Regions from separate parts of the Homo sapiens genome. Here region 1 is linked to region 2. Evidence: chromatin loops called from intact Hi-C (ENCODE). Cell type or tissue: sigmoid colon. All regions are shown on one strand.

What was found. Hi-C counts contacts between places; a loop is a spot of excess contacts. Peaks named below come from ENCODE experiments on the same cell type or tissue, not always from the same donor. Only the 100,000 strongest peaks of a DNase experiment are listed, where the experiment ranks them.
Region 1: it touches region 2 in a loop (2.1-fold over the local background); 14 of 110 quality-filtered maps call a loop at or near these places.

Annotation. Positions count from the first base shown.
Region 1 is chr2:32,952,068-32,957,067 of GRCh38, reverse strand. The region is part of intron 2 of LTBP1 (latent transforming growth factor beta binding protein 1); the gene reads right to left. Among named protein-coding and RNA genes, the nearest start is that of LTBP1, 7.6 kb to the right of the region's middle. In sigmoid colon, no CTCF peak of the experiment used is centred here; no DNase peak of the experiment used is centred here.
Region 2 is chr2:33,364,409-33,369,408 of GRCh38, reverse strand. LTBP1 (latent transforming growth factor beta binding protein 1) reads right to left here. Exons shown (of 34, transcript NM_206943.4): 31 at 3,906-4,076. Among named protein-coding and RNA genes, the nearest start is that of MIR4430, 52 kb to the left of the region's middle. In sigmoid colon, no CTCF peak of the experiment used is centred here; a DNase peak (open chromatin) is centred at 2,748.

The DNA of each region.
Region 1 (5,000 bases), 410 kb after region 2:
CTGTAAATGGAACAACAAAGACTGGATGACAGTCTGTGTGTTTACAGCATGGTTAACTGAATGTTTTAACCCCACTGTTGAGACCTATTGCTCAGAAAGGTTCTTTTCAAAATATTACTCCTCACTGACTATGCACCTGGTCACCTGTAAGCTGTGATGGAGATGTACGTGGAGATTAACGTCATTTTCATGCCTGCTAAAATATCATCCATTCTGTAGTCCATGGGTCAAAGAGTAATTTCAACTTTCAAGTCTTCTTGTTTGAGAAATACATTTCATAAGGCTATAGCTGTCATAGATAGTGATTCCTCTGATGGATTTGGGCAAAGTAAATCGAAAACCTTCTGGAAAGGATTCACCATTCTAGATGCCATTAAGAACATTCATGATTTACGGGAGGAGATTAAAGTATCCACATTAACAGGAGTTTGGAAGAAGCTGATTCCAGCCCTCATGGATGACTTGGAGGAGTTCAAGACTTCAGTGGAGGAAGTCACTGCAGAGGTAGTGGAAATAGCAAGAGAATTAAAAGTGGAGCCTGAAGATGGGACTGAATTGCTGCAATCTCATGTTCGAACTTGAAGAGATGAGGAGCTGCTTCTTATGAATGAGCAAAGAAGGTGGTTTCTTGAGATGGAATCTACTCCTGGCGAAGATGCTGTGAGCATTGTTGAAATGACAACAAAGAATTTATAATTTTATATAAACATAGATGATAAGGCAGCAGTAGCGTTTGAGAAGACCGACTCCAGTTTTGAAAGAAGTTATACAGTAGGTCAAATGCTATCAAACAGCACTGTATGCTACAGAGAAAGCTTTCACGAAAGGAAGAGTCAATTAGTGCAGCAAACTTCATCATTTTCTTATTTTAAAGAAAGTGTCACAGCCACCCCAACTTTCAGCAACCAGCCATATCAAGGCAAGACCTTCCACTAGCAAAAAGATAATGACTCACTCAAGGCTGACTTGATCATTCCATTTTTTAGTAACAAAATATTTTTAATTAAGGTATACACTTGCCTTTTTAGACATAATGCTATTATTGTACACTTAATAGTCTACAATATAGTATATAAACATGAGTTTTACATGTACTGGGAAACCAAAAAATTTGTGACTCACTTTATTGAGATATTTGCTGGAACTGAACCCTCCATATCTGAGGTATGCTTGCAAATACAACCCTGATGTATTTTTCCATAAGTACGAAAACAACCAATTTGTGTCACACCAACAAATTATGTAATATTTTCTCTCCACTAAGAAAGCAGGAAACCATTAGTAAAACACGCATTTACAGAAAGATAAGACCATAGTTTCTCCTTTATGTATAAATCATTGTACTTAACTACCACATCAGGGAGCTTTTAAAAACATGACCCTGATGGGCAGCTTCTATGTTTGTGTGTACTTTAAAAATTTTGTAATTAAAAAAAATTTGTGGAAAAAAACACCCAAATGTTCCAAAAAATCTTTTTTAAAAGGCACTCTATGTAATCACTGATGCAGCAACAATTTTGCAAATTTCCAGCTCTCGCAAAAATATACATGTATATAACTTTAAAAATTTTGTAATTAAAAAAAATTAGTGGAAGAAAACACCCAACTGTTCCAAAGTGTTTAAATCTTTTTTAAAAGGCACTCTACATAATCACTGATGCAGCAACAATTTTGCAAATTTCCAGCTCTCCCAAAAATACACATATATACTTCAAACATTCAACTAACTAAAGAAAAACTGGATGTAAAAACTGCATGTGCAGCAATCTTTGACTGTATATACATTCTTCAAATCCGAGCTATCCCAATGTTTAGAGGGTTCCTGCCTTGCTTGAGAGGTTTCTCTAAATTGCTAAGCGTTGAGGTTGGCCTTTAAATTCCCACATAAAGGGTCATAAATATTGCCCAGGACTGAGTTCCTTCCAGATCAGTTTCTCAAACTGTGGGCCACCTCCATCAGCATGATTTGGGATGCTTGTTAAAAACCCCAAAGATTTTGATTCAATTTGTTGAATTTAACAACTTTCAACATTTTAACAAACCCTTCCAGTGGTCCCGCTGGACATTCATGTGTAAGAAACACCAACCTAGAATCTCTTTAAAAGAGCCCCAGTAAAAATGGCCAGAGGCATCACCAAAATTACCTGTGGCCAATTCCTCATCTCTCCTAACACCCCCTGGAGCAGCCAGAGCTGCTGCAGTAGAAAAGTAACCAAATTAGATCCACAGTCACAGATTGTGTGGCAGGGGCCCAGTCAAAGCCCCGCCCACCCATCCTTGGGTCAGCTGCTAGGGTTCCCAAGTGCCCCAGGAATGAGCCAACTCTGAATAGCCCATCTCTCCAACCTATGTGCAAGGCATCTGCAGGCTTACATCATGAATTGAATTGTACTCCCCCTAGAAAAAAAAAAACAAAGTGTTGAAGTCCTAACCCCAAGTACCTCAGAATGTGACCACTGTTGGAGATAGGTTCTTTACAGAGGTAATCAAGGTAAAATGGGATCATTGGTGGGGGGGGGCGGGGAGTGGAGGCCCTAATACAGTATGACTGATGTCCTTATAAAAAGGGGAAATTTGGACACAGAGACAGACACACACACAAGACAATGTATAAAGACACAGGGAAGAGACGGCCATCTACAGGCCAAGGAGAGAGGCCTAGAACTGCCTTCAGAAGGAAGTAACGCTATCAACACCTTGACATTGGACTTCTGGACTGCAGAACTGTGAGACAATACATTTCTATCGTTCTAAGTCACCCAGCTTGTGGAACTTGTTACAGAAGCCCGAGAAAACTCACATAGCTTGGAAAATCATGATGTGAAGTTAGGCAGTGGAAGCCAATCCAGATAACTGAGGACTGTCAGGACAGTTTTCAGACCAAGACCTCAAGAAAGAATGTCACAGCACTGGATGTCCAGGAAGCCCAGGGCAGTAGGAAGAGCCACAAGATCTGCAGTGGCATCTGAGCACTGCCCCACTGTCTGGAATAGGGTTAATAAAGCATCCCTGCCTCAATGACACTACAGGGTGTGAAGATCAAGAAAATGCTCTCTGTAAGCTCCACAGCACCACACAAGTTACCCCCACCCCATCGGCAGCTCCTCTCTGCTGGACCTGATTTTGGTCCGTATTAAAAGGGTGGTGACATAGCCCTCACACTCCAAGTCGCCTCTGTTCATTGCTAGGAAGGACTGGGAAGCAAAATCTGCACTTTAGGAAAATTTAATTTGAGCTCTCGAACATGTTTGAGTACGTCTGAAATATCCAAGACAACAAATAACAGGGTCAGAAACAGCAAAACCCTGTGGTTGTCAAAGGTCTTTTCAACAAGTCAGGCTTCCTAAGGGCCCAGGGTTCACTGGGCAGCAAAAACTTCGATAAAGCAGAGCAGGCAGGGGGCGGGCGGCATCCTCAGCAGGCCCATGGGCCGGAGGAGGGCTTCATCATGAAGGTTTAAGCACTATTACAGTGTTATGGTTCCTAAATGTGGATTTTAACTAGTCTCGAGAACACATATTTGACCTAGTGTGAACTTGACCTCTGGGTTCCTCTCTCTTCACCGAGGTTGTCTGTGTCACATGACAAGATTCTCCAGCTGACCCTCCCACATGGGGGCCGGGGTGGCCCTCCTAGCAGTTGTCATGGTAAACCTCACTGCAGATCTATTGGCAAAGCAGCTGCCAATGGCCATAGCAGGCATACAAAAAAATATATAATCACTCTGGGCTCGACTCCCAAGTTTGGCAAGCACGATGCCAAGCCAAGAGGGATGGGGGACAGCCTGAGACCGTTCTCTAGGTCACCTGAACTCCAGCCACATCACACCCTCCTGGATGATGCCATCCACCACTGCATCTCTGAGCACCAAGGGTGCATGTGACTCTGTCTCCTTTGCATATAATTTAAGGAAAATGTCTAGAGTTGGGTTTTTTCCCCAAAAGTAGCATGGGCTGAATGCCAATGGAAAAGCAATGGAATATCGATTTTCTGTTTCTTTCTAAGGAGAGAACAAGTCATTTGATGTGCCACGAGTTAAGTGAGTAAAAACAGACCTGCACTCCCTACAGCTGGCTGTGTTTCTCCTCTATTCATAGAACCTGGCACATGGTAAAAGCTAAACAGTAAATGAAAGAACCATCCATGCGTGTATGGAAGGCCTGCAATGTGCCAGGCACCCGCTTTGGATTCGTATCTGCCATCATCTCTCTTCCCTCTACCCCATAACCCTGCCAGCCCAGCCTCACTCTCCTCTCTTTCATTCTTTTGTATTGCCTATTCCCGTGTCCAGTCTTCTCATTAAAGCTGAGCCTACCGGCAATGTCTCTGTCTGGCCTGCACTTACCCTGAGACGGGGGCAAAAAGACTGGCAGAACCAATGCAGGGCATGGGGGGAGGTTCAGTTTGGGCGCAGAAAAAAAAAACTACAAAAATGATAGGAGGCAAAAATGTTACACATCAGGGGTTTAATGCCCCACTTGGAAGACAAAGTCCCTAACCCACAAAACATTCCTTTAAGTGTTAATTCCTTGGAAAGAGCACAAATGTGGTCCATCTCTCCATCTCTTTTGTCCAAAACAGGTAAGGCTATCAAGAGTCATCCAATATTAACTAAAATGACACATCCCACACGATAATTTCGATTCCTAGGGATCCACATACAAATGGTGTCTGGAAAAGGAACATTAACATGCAACCAGGCATCTCTACATTGTGACTGGGCAGCTACAGCCTAGAGGACCACTTTGGTGAGTGCACATATCCATTCTTTGCCCTTGTGTGAGTCTGCCGCTTGCTTGTTCACATCTCTCTGATTTGCAATTTAAGGTTCACTAAATCTTTAGTCTTCAGAAGCATTTGATCATGGTCCATTTAAATTAGGTTTCAATCAACTAAAAACAATCCAGGCTTTCTCAAAGGGATACCTTATTTTCTTCACTGGATTAGGCAAATACTGAACAACATGAACACTTCCAACCTCTTACACAGAAATTTTTTTC
Region 2 (5,000 bases):
AATGTCAATGAATGTGTATGCTGGAGGTTAAAATTACAATACAGTTAACAAAAAAACTACCATTGTTTTTTAAAAAGTAACGGATTGGAAAGCACTGATTTTGGTTTGGCTGACCATGTACACTAGAGATTCTTCTTGGACATTTTATCATAATAACTGTGGATATACAAACTAGAAACAGTATAGCAATGAAGCTAATCTTTTTTTTTTAAATTTGGCATGTGTTATCTTTTTTCCCCTGATATTCTGTATTTTTCCAAAAATATTATATAATATGTACTTCATATGTATTTGTTCTAATCTACTTTTTAAAATGTTTTTTGAAAACTTTAGTTGAAAACAATTTATGCAATATTCTGAAATCCATATTTTTAGAATAAATATTTAAAATAAAATTCATTTTTAGAATATTGCTACATTATTCAAAAATTCATTTCTCATAACAAAATACTTGAAGGTTTTTAAACCTAGTCAATTAAATTGAGTGTAAATTTTTACAGTATTTTGGGGGTATAATTTTATTTATCTATTTGAGACAGGGTCTGGCTCTGCTGCCCAGGATGGAGTGCAGTGGTGCGATCTTGGCCCACTGCAACCTCTGCCTCCCGGGCTGAAGCCATCCTCCCACCTCAACCTCCCAAGTAGCTAGGACTACAGGTGTGTACCACCACGCTCAGCTAATTTTTGTATGTTTTGTAGAGATGGGGTTTCACCACGTTGCCCAGGCTGGTCTCAAACTCCCGAGCTCAGGCAATCCACCCACCTCGGCCTCCCAACATGCTGGGACTACAGGCGTAAGCCATGGTGCCAGCCAGAATAATATCATAAATTTAAAGTGTACACACTTAGCCTGGTATTTTTATTTGTCAAAATTTTCTTACTAAGCCATTCCTGCAGACGCATACATGGAGGTTCATTGCAGCATTGTTTATGGGTACCTACCCAAAGGGAATGAAGTCATTATATCCAAAAGATACCTGCATTTGTGTGTTTACTGTAGCACTACTCACAACAGCAAAGAGATAGAATCAACCTAAGTATCCACCAATGGAGGAATGGATAAAGACATTCCCTTTGGGTAGGTACCCAGTTAGTGGGATCGCCGGGTAGTTCTATTTTTAGTTCTTTGAGAAATCTCCATACTGTTTTCCATAAAGGCTGTACTAATTTAAATTCAAATGATGTAACTTCTTTTTTTTTTTGAGACAGAGTCTCGCTCTGTCGCCCAGGCTGGAGTGCAGTGGCGCGATCTCGGCTCACTGCAACCTCCACCTCCCAGGTTCAAGCTATTCTCCTGCCTCAGCCTCCTGAGTAGCTGAGATTACAGGCATGCGCCACCAGGCCCGGCTATTTTTTAGTAGAGACAGGGTTTCACTGTGTTAGCCAGTATGGTCTTGATCTTTCCTGACCTCATGATCCGCCCGCCTCGGCCTCCCAAAGTGCTGTGATTACAGGCATGAGCCACCGCGCACGGCCAAAAGATGGTAATTTTTAAACAGCTGCATGGAATCTGTTTTATAGATGTACATGATTTATTTAGCCATCTCTTGTGCTGGGCATTTGTTTTTCTTCCTCCCCTAACCTTTCCCTGCCCCATCTTGCCCCAGTCCTGATTTTCCTTTTATAAACAATGCTGCAATGAACCTCCACATATGCACCTGTAGGAATGCCTCAGTAAGAAAATTTCTTTATCCATGTAATACCACTAAGCCGTAACCAAGAATAAAATCGTGTGTTTTACAGCAACATGGGCGGAACTGGAGGTCACTATCCTAATTGAAATTACTCAGAAGCAGAAAGTCAAATACTGAACGTTCTCACTTATAAATGGTAGCTAAACAATGGGTACACATGGACATATGGAATGGAGTAATACACACTGGAGACTCCAAAATGTGGGAGTCTGGAAGTGGGGTAAGGGTTGAAAAATTACCTATTGGGCACAGTGTTCGCTATTGTTAAGGGTACACAAAAAACACAGACTTTATTTACCACTATGGAATACTTGCAGGTAAGAAATCTACACTTGCACCCCTAAATATATCAATATAAAAAAATTTTAAGTTCTAACTTTCATCTATTTTAAGAGATCCTAGATTGTAAAATGTATCTTGATATAACAGATGTTAAAAATTGGGAAAAATAACCCGTGGACATTGTTATATGTCATAATTATCAGATGACCCCAATCTCAGGGATGCTGAAGTGCAAAATAACAAGCAAAGTGTAGCTTAGATTGATGACATAGACTTCAGTTATAAATACTCTGTTGGATATAAATATATTAATATACAGCAATAACTAATATCAATATATAATGATAATTAATATATAAGAAAATGCTAGGATGATAAAAACCCAACTGTCAAAAGTGAGTGTCTTTAAGGAGCAGAGTTCAACTGTGATGGGGTAGGTGGAGGGGAATATAACCTCTTTGATTATTTTAATACTTTAGGAGGAATACATGTGATTTTTGGAAAAAAATTAGACAATATAAAACCACTGCATAAATAAAAAAGATTTGAGGTAGTATAGCATTGTGAGAAAATGACTCAAAAGCCTCACTGAACTCACATTAACTTAGTGATTTCACTTTTATCTCCCCGTGGCATCTGCTTCCAGGGCCCGAAACAACCAGTAAAGCTAGTAATTACCCCCTGCTCTACCTACATCCTCCCAGCCCTTGCAACAACCCAACAGGACAGATGTAGACGCCTCCGTTTTACAAATGAGCTGTACAGGGTGAAGTTATTTTCCCCTTGTCATGCAGCTGCTATGGCAGTGCTGGATTCCAGACTCAGTGCCAACTGGCCCCAGACCTGCCCTCTTTCCAATTCTGGGCTGCTATCATTGCCATCTAGTGCTTTGTGTATTTGCTCTTTATCCTTGGCTATTCATTTTCTTCTTACGGGAATTCCCAATTATTTTCTCTTTCATGCTACGTTGGTTTTAAGTTATTTCTAAGCTGCAAAGCTAATTTTCTAAAGAGCTTGAAAGAAATATTCTAATTGAATTAACTAAAAATTAATGCATTTCCTCTTTTCAAGCAATTTTTCCCCTCTCGACCATTCTGAGAATATATTCATAATAAACTCCTTTGCTTTCTACTTGCACATGATCTTTCTAGCTTTAACAAGTCAACTTTACAAAAGGATATACTGGACACTTTCGAGTGCTTTCCTTTAATGAGAAGGTGCTATGATGGTAAAAAAGGGAAATTAGCAATCAGTGCACAACTCAACGGTCACCAAACAGCCTAGCCAGGAAGCACAAAGCCAGCACCTTCCAGGCCTCCTCCAAACTGGGAGAGGGGATGAAACTGGGAGCTTAGCCTGTCTCATCTTTTCCATTTGACCAAAGGTTTAAACCCAGATAGATCTAGAACTTGAAAGGAAAGGAGATTTGTTGAAATACTTCTTCAATTACTTTCTGTACTTTTCCCTTTTTGTTGTAACCCGTTTCTTATATCTCCACATACAGAGATTGACATGAAAATTTGGACTTTGACCTAGAATGATTTTCTACCGTCTCTAATACACATTTTGGTCTAAGTAGAAACTGTTAGGAATGAGAAGAATTGTAGTAAAAAATGAACTGCCAGGAAATATAAATTCTAAGCCTATGCCACTGATTGCTAAGTTATGTTTTTTTGGGTCATTTATCATTCATTGGGGTAATGGAATGAGAGTTTCAAAAATTAACGACAGGGTCGGGAGTAGAGGTAAACCAGGAGCCAAATGTTTATGCAGTTCTGCCCTACACACACACACACACACACACACGGGATGAAAGTAAGATATCAGGAGTGAAGGCAAAGATACAGAAGAGAAATGTCAGGCTACAAAGGAGGTGAGATGAACTTGTCCCCAAAGGCCTCCTGCAGAAGGAATTGGATATGGGCTCACCTGAATCCTTCAGGGGGCAGAGGGCACACTGCATGCCCCAGGCCTCTCCATACAGACAGCAGCACTCAGTGTACGTTGTCTGCTTGCCCACAAGAGGCCGGCTACACACGTATTCATCACTCAGATGTTCCCAGCACAAATCTTGGTAGACATCAGTTTCTTCTATTTGTTCTGAAAGGGAAGACATAGTTCCATGAAAATCGCACAGTTATTCCTATTTATAAACACTGTGTTGGAAGCCAGCAAGTCTCAAAGTTTCCATCTCTATTTCTAAGAGTGACTTCCAAGTAAAAGTCTGAATCCAGTCTGGTCTTTCAATGGATCAATTCTCTGTCATCTCCAACTGGGTGTCATTCCATCAGTTGAAATTCCAGCTGCCCATCCGGTCCCGACACAATAGTTCTCTATAGCTTCCTACTTTTATATAAAATGCCCACTATCTTGCTTGTCCTTCATAAGCCATCAGGCTTCTCACTCTCCTAATCTTCACTTTTTCATTTACTCCTGTCAAACCCTACCATTTCTTTCCATGTAACAGCTATTGGATTCATGCCTTCTTATCCATTTAATCTGCCAAAGCCCTGGACTAGTGACCCTTCATCCTAGAGTCTTTAATTCCTACCTTTCAATTGACTTCATCCAAAGCAGTCTCCTGAGGCGAATGACAGATTATGCCAATTATCAGCGGCTTTTTGCCAATTATCAGTAGCATCAGGGAGGACAGGAGTTTGTCAGTGGACTTCGGGGCTCTCCACCACCCTGTTGAACTCCACCCTCTGTTCTGCTGAGCCTTATCCACATCCTCCACTCTGCTGAGTGCACCTAATTATCTTTCCCTGAATTACATTTCCCTCAGCTGCCTCTGCAGGTTAGGGATGATGAACCCTAAGCCATGGAACAACCCTGCCATCTGCTCAGCCACTCCATAGTCCATACTTAATGAGTATGTCCAGGCTATTAAATCTCCTACATACTGATGATATGCATCTTATTACTATTTCTGTAAGTATCTCATTGTATCTCATTTTAGTTATTTCAAAATACCCAAGGAATCCATTTTTCTATTTTCCAATAGTTCACATTTTAGTTAAAAGG